2 separate regions of the Homo sapiens genome follow, and region 2 is linked to region 1. Evidence: chromatin contacts called from ENCODE Hi-C or POLR2A ChIA-PET data. All regions are on one chromosome and are shown on one strand. Each heading gives the region's core, a stretch centred on a gene start or an enhancer-like site at or near the end of the contact. The rest is flanking DNA. Distances are from core to core; before and after follow the strand shown.

Region 1 (4,276 bases), core at 1,725-4,224:
ATTTGTTATAATGCTTCCCTGACGTAAAATACTCATACAGCATAAATAACCTCTCCCTGAAATACTTAGAAACTTTCCAATCTGGAAGTCTGAGCTTAAGCTCCCTGCTTTAAATACACTACAGACAAATTATCCACTGGAAGAGACAGCAAGTTCCTATCAGGCCAAAACAGTACTTTTTACTATATTTACCCATTCTTAGGATGCCTAAGTACACAGACTTGGTGTTTATATATTTCGATGCTATGTTGTTTATTGCACAAAAATTAATTATTAGTATAACTTCTTGTTGGATTATGTCTTTCAGTCTTCTTTGTCCCATTTAGTGCTTTTTGCTTTGAATTTGATTTTGTCTGGCACTGATACTGTCCCTTCTGCATATTTTGGTAGCATTTACATGGTGTCCCTTTGTCTATCCCTTTATTTTCAACCGTCCAGTGTCATCCTGGTATATCTCTTATAAATGGCATAGACTTTTATTGTTTGTATTGTTTTACATCATATAAGAGTATCTTTCTAAGAAAATTCATTTTTCTTTCATTTTTAGGGTTCCAGTTCCTCCCCCCAAAAAATTTACTATCTTAACCATTTTAAGAGTATATTTCAATTGTATTAAATGCATTCATAGTGTGCATCCACCACCATTATCCATGTCCATAACTCTTTTCACTTTGTAAAACTGAAATTCTAAACTCTTATAACTTTCTATTTCCCCCTCCCTCCGGCTCCTGGCAATCATCACTCTACTTTCTGTCTCTATGATTTCGAATGCTCTAAGTACCTCATGTAAGTGGAATCATACAGTATTTGTCTTTTTGGTTTATTTCACTTAGCATAATGCCCTCAAGGTTCATCCATGTAGTAGCATATGTCAGCATTTCCTTCCTTTTTAAGGCTGAATAATATTCTATTGTGTGTAAATACCACATTTTGCTTGTTCATTCATCTGTCAATGAACACTTGGGTTTCTTCCATACTTTGGCTATTGTGAATAATGGTGCTATGAATATGGGTGTGCAAATATCTGTTCAAGACTCTGCTTTCAATTCTTTTGGGTATACACCCAGAAGCGGAATTGTTGGATTTTAAGAATATCTGTCTCTTTCTTTCTTTCTCTCTTTCTCTTTTTCTTTCTTTTTAAAGATGGAGTCTCGCACTGTTGCCCAGGAGGGAATGCAGTGGTGCGATCTCGACTCACTGCAAGCTCCACCTCCCGGATTCACGCCATTCTTCTGCCTCAGCCTCTCGAGTAGCTGGGGCTACAGGCACCTGCCACCACGCCCGGCTATTTTTTTGTATTTTTAGTAGAGTTGGGGTTTCACCGTGTTAGCCAGGATGGTCTCGATCTCTTGATCTTGTGATTCACCTGCCTCAGCCTCCCAAAGTGCTGGCATTACAGGCGTGAGCCGCCGCACCCGGCCATTATCTGTCTTTCAAAAGAGGCATTTAACTCATTCATATTTATTGATTTGGGTATATTCTGGCCACTTTCATATTTTATACTTATTTATTTACTGACATGTTCAGCAAATATTTTCTCCACATTTTTGTTGTTTCTCTGATGCAGGGTCTTTGAAAATTACAGATGAGTTGTGGTTGTAACCATGGTGATGAGGAATAACAGAAATACAGTTTTTGATGCCATGTCTTGAAAAAAGCATATTTGTCTTGAAGTTAACAGTGTCAGAAGTTGGTAAAGCCTCTTAGTAGTGATTGCCAAAGGGGTCACGCTTAGTTGTAAAGGCATTTAACTGCAACAAAGGTGCTGTGGACTTGGAGTCATTCTGGACTTTGAATTGGCAACCCTCACCCCCCAAGATACACACACATACATGCACACACACACACTTGCTATGAGACCTTGACTATTTAACCTCCACACTCACTGGTTTCCTCATTTGTATAAATGCCAGAGTGACTGAGGGGATTAACTGGAGCAACATGGGAAAGCACTCTCCACAATTCTAGGCTTATTGCAGTGTCTTAACAATGTCTGCATAAAAATAACACATCTCTCTTGGTTTGTGGTTTGTTTCCTTTTCAGAACTGGGGTCTGGTTGGTATGCAGGAAAAGAAGGCATGTGAGCTATGTTATCTGCTTGTCATCACAAGAGTAACAAAGTGGCAGGCCATGGATTGAAACACATCCGGAGCATTGGGGTGGGCCTTGGAATTCCACAGTGAAGACTCCTAGATAAGGAAATGCCAAGGGTGGGGGCTGCTGAAAGCACTGGCTTCCGCTGGGCAGCCACAAGGTTCTTTTGGGAAGGCGGATGAGGAGGGAATGTGGCTTCCAGAGCCACCAAATAAGGAAGGACATCATCTTTCTCCACTTCATCCAAGTGTGAATGTCAGCAACCAGAGTCACTTACTCCACGCCTTCTCACTACCCACTAAATGTGATATTGGAAGGACCTAGGACAAGCGCTGAGCAAAGTGGCACAGTCAGGAAATTCTTATGGACAAATCAAACATTCCTTTAATTTTTCAATATGATTTCTAACCTCTATTTTTTTTCCTTTTCCTTCTTTTACCATACAGAACTTATCTGGAAAAGAGGACAGCTGTCTTTTGAAGGCAGGAGTTGCTTTAAACATCCCCAAGCTCTTGTAATCACAGCCCCGCCGCCCCTGCCCAGTGAGATTTGTCCAGGGTGGTGGGTCTGATCTGTAACTAACCCAAACTGATTCCCTGGGGAGCCATTCAGTTGTGCCTCCAGAAGTCATTTCCTTGCCAAACATTCCTTTTCAGGGAGAGGACCTTTTCATCCCCTGGTAAACAATCCCCAGCCTGCACAGAGCAGAGAAGGGTGCCTGTCCCTCTCCTCATTCTCCACTTAGTCCTGAGCTGATTCCAACCCCAGAGGCGTCAGTCTGCTCTATAAATTCCTTTGTGAAACCTGAGAGCCTTGGCTCTGAAGGAGAGCAAAGATCTTGGAGGGGTTACAGTTCCCCTCCTCCCTAAAAGATCTGCTTGTGTTGGCAGCAAAAGAGTATGTTTTTGCAAACAGGCTCTTCCCTTTCTTATGAGAATTCAGTTTAGAAGCACTGCCAGGCTCCTTCTCAGTGGGAATAAGATCACCTCCCTTGCAGGTCTGCACTGGAAAGAGATGACATGCCTGAGGGGATTATTCTAGCTAAAAGACTCTGAGCCTCTTTCTCAACCAGTCACTATTAGAAGGGGCATGGTTGCCAGGAGGCAAGGAGAGCTAACAAGTCCTCAGCCCTGAGGTGCGTAGGCCAGCTCTTTAGTTTCAATCACTGTGGTTTTTAAAATCGGGGGATGGAAGGGAGGAAGGTAGGAGGGAAGGAAGGAAGAGAAGAAAGAAGGGTGAGAGGAAGCAAAGAGGGAGGAAAGAAGAAAAGAGACATTGAAAGAAAGTGAGAAAAGAAAGATAAAAAGAAAAAGAGGAGAAAATAAAGAAACCTTCGGTTCATTGGCCTTCAGCTGGACCATGACCTCGCACACCCACCCTGGTACCCTCCTCCTCCTCCATCAGCCTCCCAGAGCATTTGTGCTTCATTCATATTTTAGCCATTTCTTAATATACATGTTTCCTTAACCCTGGAATTTGGAAATGAGATAATAAATCATCAACTAGTAGAATCTTAGAAAACTCGTCTTTTCAAAAACAGTATATTATTTTGGTGCCATTAAAGAAAATCAAATGAAGAAAGCAGTCAGCTCTTGCCTAATTGTAAGACCTTCAATCTCACCATTTGCATCATAATATTAAGTGGGTTCTAATGGATCTCATAATCCCTGAGGTTTCACATATATTCAAGCTTTCCCTTGTATACATAGGATGGCTGAACCAGTGCGAGCTGACGGATGCCTACATTTTTATACTCTCATCAGAAACATCTCCATGCCATTTCCAGATCGATCGTGGTGGGTGGGGACATGGGTAAGACATTCTGGCTGGGTGAGTCTTCTCTACCTAATCTTCTGCCCAGCTGCCTGCACCAAAAGCAGGTGCAGCTGAGAGGGCACTGTCCACAGGAGCCTTATTCTGTAGCATTCCTGTGGCTCTAGGGAAGCCTCTGAAAAACACTGATGTCAGGGTGGTGTGCCAGCAGACTTGCCCACTTCTTGGCTTCTGTCCCTTCCCTCCCTCTGACCCCATGCTGGGGCCACCTCCTTTTTTGCTTTCCGTTTAAACACGTTTTTACTGAGTGCCTACTATGTGCTGGGGACTGCTCTCAGCACTTGGTCTACATCAGTGGGAGAAACAAACATCTCTTGCTTCGTGAAACTTACGTGCTAGGGTGTCTGT
Region 2 (4,099 bases), core at 607-3,106, 680 kb before region 1:
AATAATATCTTATAACCCTGTATTTATACATGGTATTAAAATGTCAAAGGCGAATTTTCTAGGTCTATTCTGTAATCTGATTCCAGGGCAATATGATCCCTTTGCTCTTCAGCTGACTTCTGTCTTATCATCTATGTCAAAGCTTAAGTGTCACCTTCTCAGAGTGGTCTTCTCTGACTACCCCATCTAAAATAGGTATTCCCAGCCATTCTCCCTCATTCATTATTATTTTTTAAGATTTTATTTATGAATTTAATGTAAATGCCATGAAATATATGCAAAATTCATGAAAGTTATGAACAAAACATTAACACTACTCAAGTTTTATGTGGTTTAATTTCACCAATATCCCCTGGGTTCCATGGGAGGGATTTCAGCATAACATAATTATTTTCAGTTCAACGCAAAAAAAAAAAAAAAGATTGACTGAGCTTCTACTACGTGGTAGGCACTGAATCTACAGAAGTAAGATATATTCCTGCCCTCTCTTTTCTCAAACTACACATAATATGGCCCTTGTTAGCCTTTCTAATATGGATTGAAAATCTATGTGTAGGCCGGGCACGGTGGCTCACGCCTGTAATCCCAGCACTTTGGGAGGCCGAGGCAGGGGGATCACGAGGTCAGGAGATTGAGACCATCCTGGCTAACACGGTGAAACCCCGTCTCTACTAAAAAAAATACAAAAAAAATTAGCCGGGCGCTGTGGCAGGCGCCTGTAGTCGCAGCTACTCAGGAGGCTGAGGCAGGAGAATGGCGTGAACACGGGAAGCGGAGCTTGCAGTGAGCCGAGATCGCGCCACTGCATTCCAGCCTGGGCGACAGAGCGAGACTCCAACTCAAAAAAAAAAAAAAAAAAAAGAAAGAAAGAAAATCTATGTGTAAGTGTAATTCTGTGTTTTTTTTTTTTTTTTTTTTTTTGGCAGAGTCTTGCTCTGTTGCCCAGGCTGGAGTACAGTAGCATGATCACAGCTCACTGCAGCCTCAACCTCTTGGGCTCAAGTGATCCTCCTACCTCAGCTTCCCAGGTAGTTGGAACTATAGGCATGTGCCACCATATTTGGCTAATTTTTAATTTTTTGTAGAGATGGGGTCTCACTACCTCATTCATTATTTCATCAAGTGTTGTTGGGTGCCTGTGAGGTGCCTGGATCCCTCAGGGAACTTACGTTTACTGAGCATTTATTAATGTGACAGGCGCTATGTTAAGAGTTTTGTTTACATTTTCTCATTTCGTCCTATGAGGTATGTACTGTTATCATCACCATTTTACAAATAAGGAAGCTGAGGCACAGAGAGGCGAAGTAACCTGCCCAAGATCACACAGTTAATAAGGGGCAGAGCTGGGATTTGAGATCCAGAAGTGTGATCCTGAGCATGGGCATTTCCTCTCATAGCACCCTGTTCTTTTCCTTTCTCACACATCTCACAATTAGAATTCTATGTAATAGGGTGTGAGTGAGATTTTGTTCTGTTGTCTTGGAATGGCTGCCATTGCCCAAAGGTGACCCAGAAAGTGCTAAGCACTCTGGTTTTCTAAAGAGAGCTCTTAACCAGCCTTCAGCAATGCAGTGGCAGAACTGGCCTTAATACCACCAACCCTGCCCCTGTCCTGGGTCTGTAAGGAGAAGTCTGGGCTGGAATAAGGGGCTCAGAGTTTTCAGCCTGGAGGAGGTACAGAGTTCCTTGTGAGCATATTCCCAGGAGCAGGACCAGGAACAGGGGTTTTCCCTCCTCCAAGCCAAAGGAGAGTTGGGGGTGCTAAGGGGATCACTAATGTCATGTTTACTGGCTAGACATCTGCCTGGGCAGCAGTCCTGCTGTCAGCCCTGTCCCAGGAGAAGAGAAACATTGGAGAGAGAAGGCAGGGCTGAAATACGGTGTGGCCATGGCACAGGCTCCTTCCCACAGCTTGGCTCAGCAGGATGGTTAGATTTCCCACGCGTCAAAAGAATGCTGAGGAAGGTACTGGGCCTGGGCTGACTTGCTGTGCCCCCCTCTGCCCCCCGAAGATAGCCACCCTCTGGATGAGGGTCTCCAAGCAACAAGAGTTTGTGAGGTGGGCTACAAGTGGCAAGGGCTGGGGCCTGGGGAGGAAGAGCTCAAACACCCCTTCCCCTTCCCACCCCTGCCATGGAGGGAACTACATCCTGATGAGGTGGGTAGAGAGGTGAGAACAGAGACAGAGCAGACCCACCTGGATCTATGCCAAGCCCCAGTGGCAGCAAGTCTTGGCTACTCTGGGAGGGCAGAGGGCTTGGGATCAGATCTGAGATGGAGGTTTAAACTGGTCTTGACTAAACTGAATAGCTGAAAGTGACAGGAAGTAATGGAAACTGTGAGATATTTTAAAGGGGGGGAAAGAGGAGGAGATGATTTGACATAGCAAGTCAAGGATAGTGGAAAAAAATGAAAACTACATTGTGTTTATTCTCTGTGGATTTGAAGCTTCTTGGCAAATTGGTCCATTTATTTAATTGTGTGTGCATTTATGAATCGTCTCTTTTAATCAGACTTTAAGTTCTATGAGAGCAGGACATGTGTGTCTTATTGACTGCTTTACCCACTTTACCTAGTATGGAGTCTGGCAAAATAAATGTTGAAGTGAAAAGTAAAAGACACCACTATAGGCATGGGGAAGCTTAATTGGTTATGAATCCTGGCATTCCAGATGTCTGACTAAACCCCCCGGTAGATGCTCTGGAATCTTAGATGATAAAGAACTTTTAGGAAGAGGACCTCAGGGCAGGAGTGAAGAACACGTGCACTATAGCTATACAGACCTGGGTTCAAGACACTGCACCCCATACTCTACACTCCTGTCACATAACGTAACATTAGAGCTTCACTTTCCTCCTCTGACATGCCTTGATCATGTTTACCCTTCAGGATTCTTGTGGAATTTAAGTGACATTATGCATGTAAAGGCCTCTGGATTAAAGGGAACTCTTGTACACTGTTGGTGAGAATGTAAATTAGTACAGCCATTTTGGAAAGCGGTATGATGGTTCCCGAAAAAATGGAAAATAGAACTACCATATGATCCAGCAATCCCACTTCTGGGTGTACATCCAAATGAATTGAAATCAATACGTTGAAGAGATATCTGCACTCCCATGTGAATTGCAGCATTATTCACAATACCCAAGATATGGAAATAACCTAAGTGACCATCAATAGATGAATGGATAAAAATTTTAGTATATATACACAACAAAATACTATTCATCCTTAAGATAGAAGAAAATTCTGTTATTTGTGATGACAACATGAATTAACCTGGAGGACATCATGCTAAGTGAAATAAGCCAGGCACAGAAAGATAGATCCTATGTGATCTCACTTAGAATGTGAAATCTAAAAACTTCAAACTCATGGAAGTAGAGAGTAGAATGGTAGTTATAAGAGGCTGATAGGTGGGGGCAGATAGGGAATGGGGAAATGTTGGTCAAGGTGTACGAAGTTTCATTTTTAGACAGGAGGAGTCAGTTCTGGGGATCTGTTGCACAGCATGGTGGCTATAGTTAATAATAATATATTGCATATTTCAAAATTGCTAAAAGATAGATTTTAAATGTTCTCATCACAAAGAAATCGTAAGTATGTGAGTTGATGAGCCTGTTAAATTAGCTTGATTTGATCATTCTACAATGTATACATATATCGAAATATCACATTGTACCCCATAAATATGTACAATATTTGATAATTTTGAAAATAGATAATGTGGCTCAAACCATAAGAAATTTTTGGAGTAGCCAACTTGAAACTTACAGCTTTAAGGCTAAGAACTTTGAGAGTGTGGGTGTGGGGTGCCCAATTCTATATATGGGAATGATGAGGAGAAGCTAAAGGACTTTTCAAGTGTGTGATGTAGGAGTCAGGTGGAGATTACATATGGGAAAAGGCTTTGCAAACCATGAAGTGAGGAAAAGTGTTCACACACTTATAGCCAGAACACTGCAAGAGTTAATAATGGTCCTATTGCAGGCTCAGGGGCCTATCGTTTATTTATAGAAATGCCTTGGGGAGTTACAGATGGGGAGGGAAAGCAAAGAATGTGTTTCTGTGCATGCCTGTGTGTGTGTGTGTGTGTGTG

What was found. A loop is a pair of places that touch in the nucleus more often than their neighbours do. ChIA-PET counts read pairs that join two places held with the same protein, here RNA polymerase II (POLR2A).
Region 2: a loop to region 1 is called in a map of PC-9, with 5 times the contacts of the local background. The contact joins the promoter of HECTD2-AS1 here to the enhancer-like site in region 1. A Hi-C loop is called at or near these places in 1 of 168 maps with a recorded cell type or tissue (PC-9). POLR2A ChIA-PET finds 5 or more read pairs at or near these places in 1 of 52 experiments (PC-9).

Annotation. Positions count from the first base shown.
Region 1 is chr10:90,929,154-90,933,429 of GRCh38, reverse strand. No RefSeq gene overlaps it. Among named protein-coding and RNA genes, the nearest start is that of ANKRD1, 10 kb to the right of the region's middle. RefSeq lists an enhancer at 2,513-3,166. Within about 2 kb of position 2,974, at least 19 of the 41 ENCODE cell types and tissues checked have a DNase peak (open chromatin) inside an H3K27ac peak, as active enhancers do; they include PC-9, where a contact is called at or near this core.
Region 2 is chr10:91,609,217-91,613,315 of GRCh38, reverse strand. HECTD2-AS1 (HECTD2 antisense RNA 1) reads left to right here and starts at 1,856. Exons shown (of 5, transcript NR_024467.1): 1 at 1,856-1,965.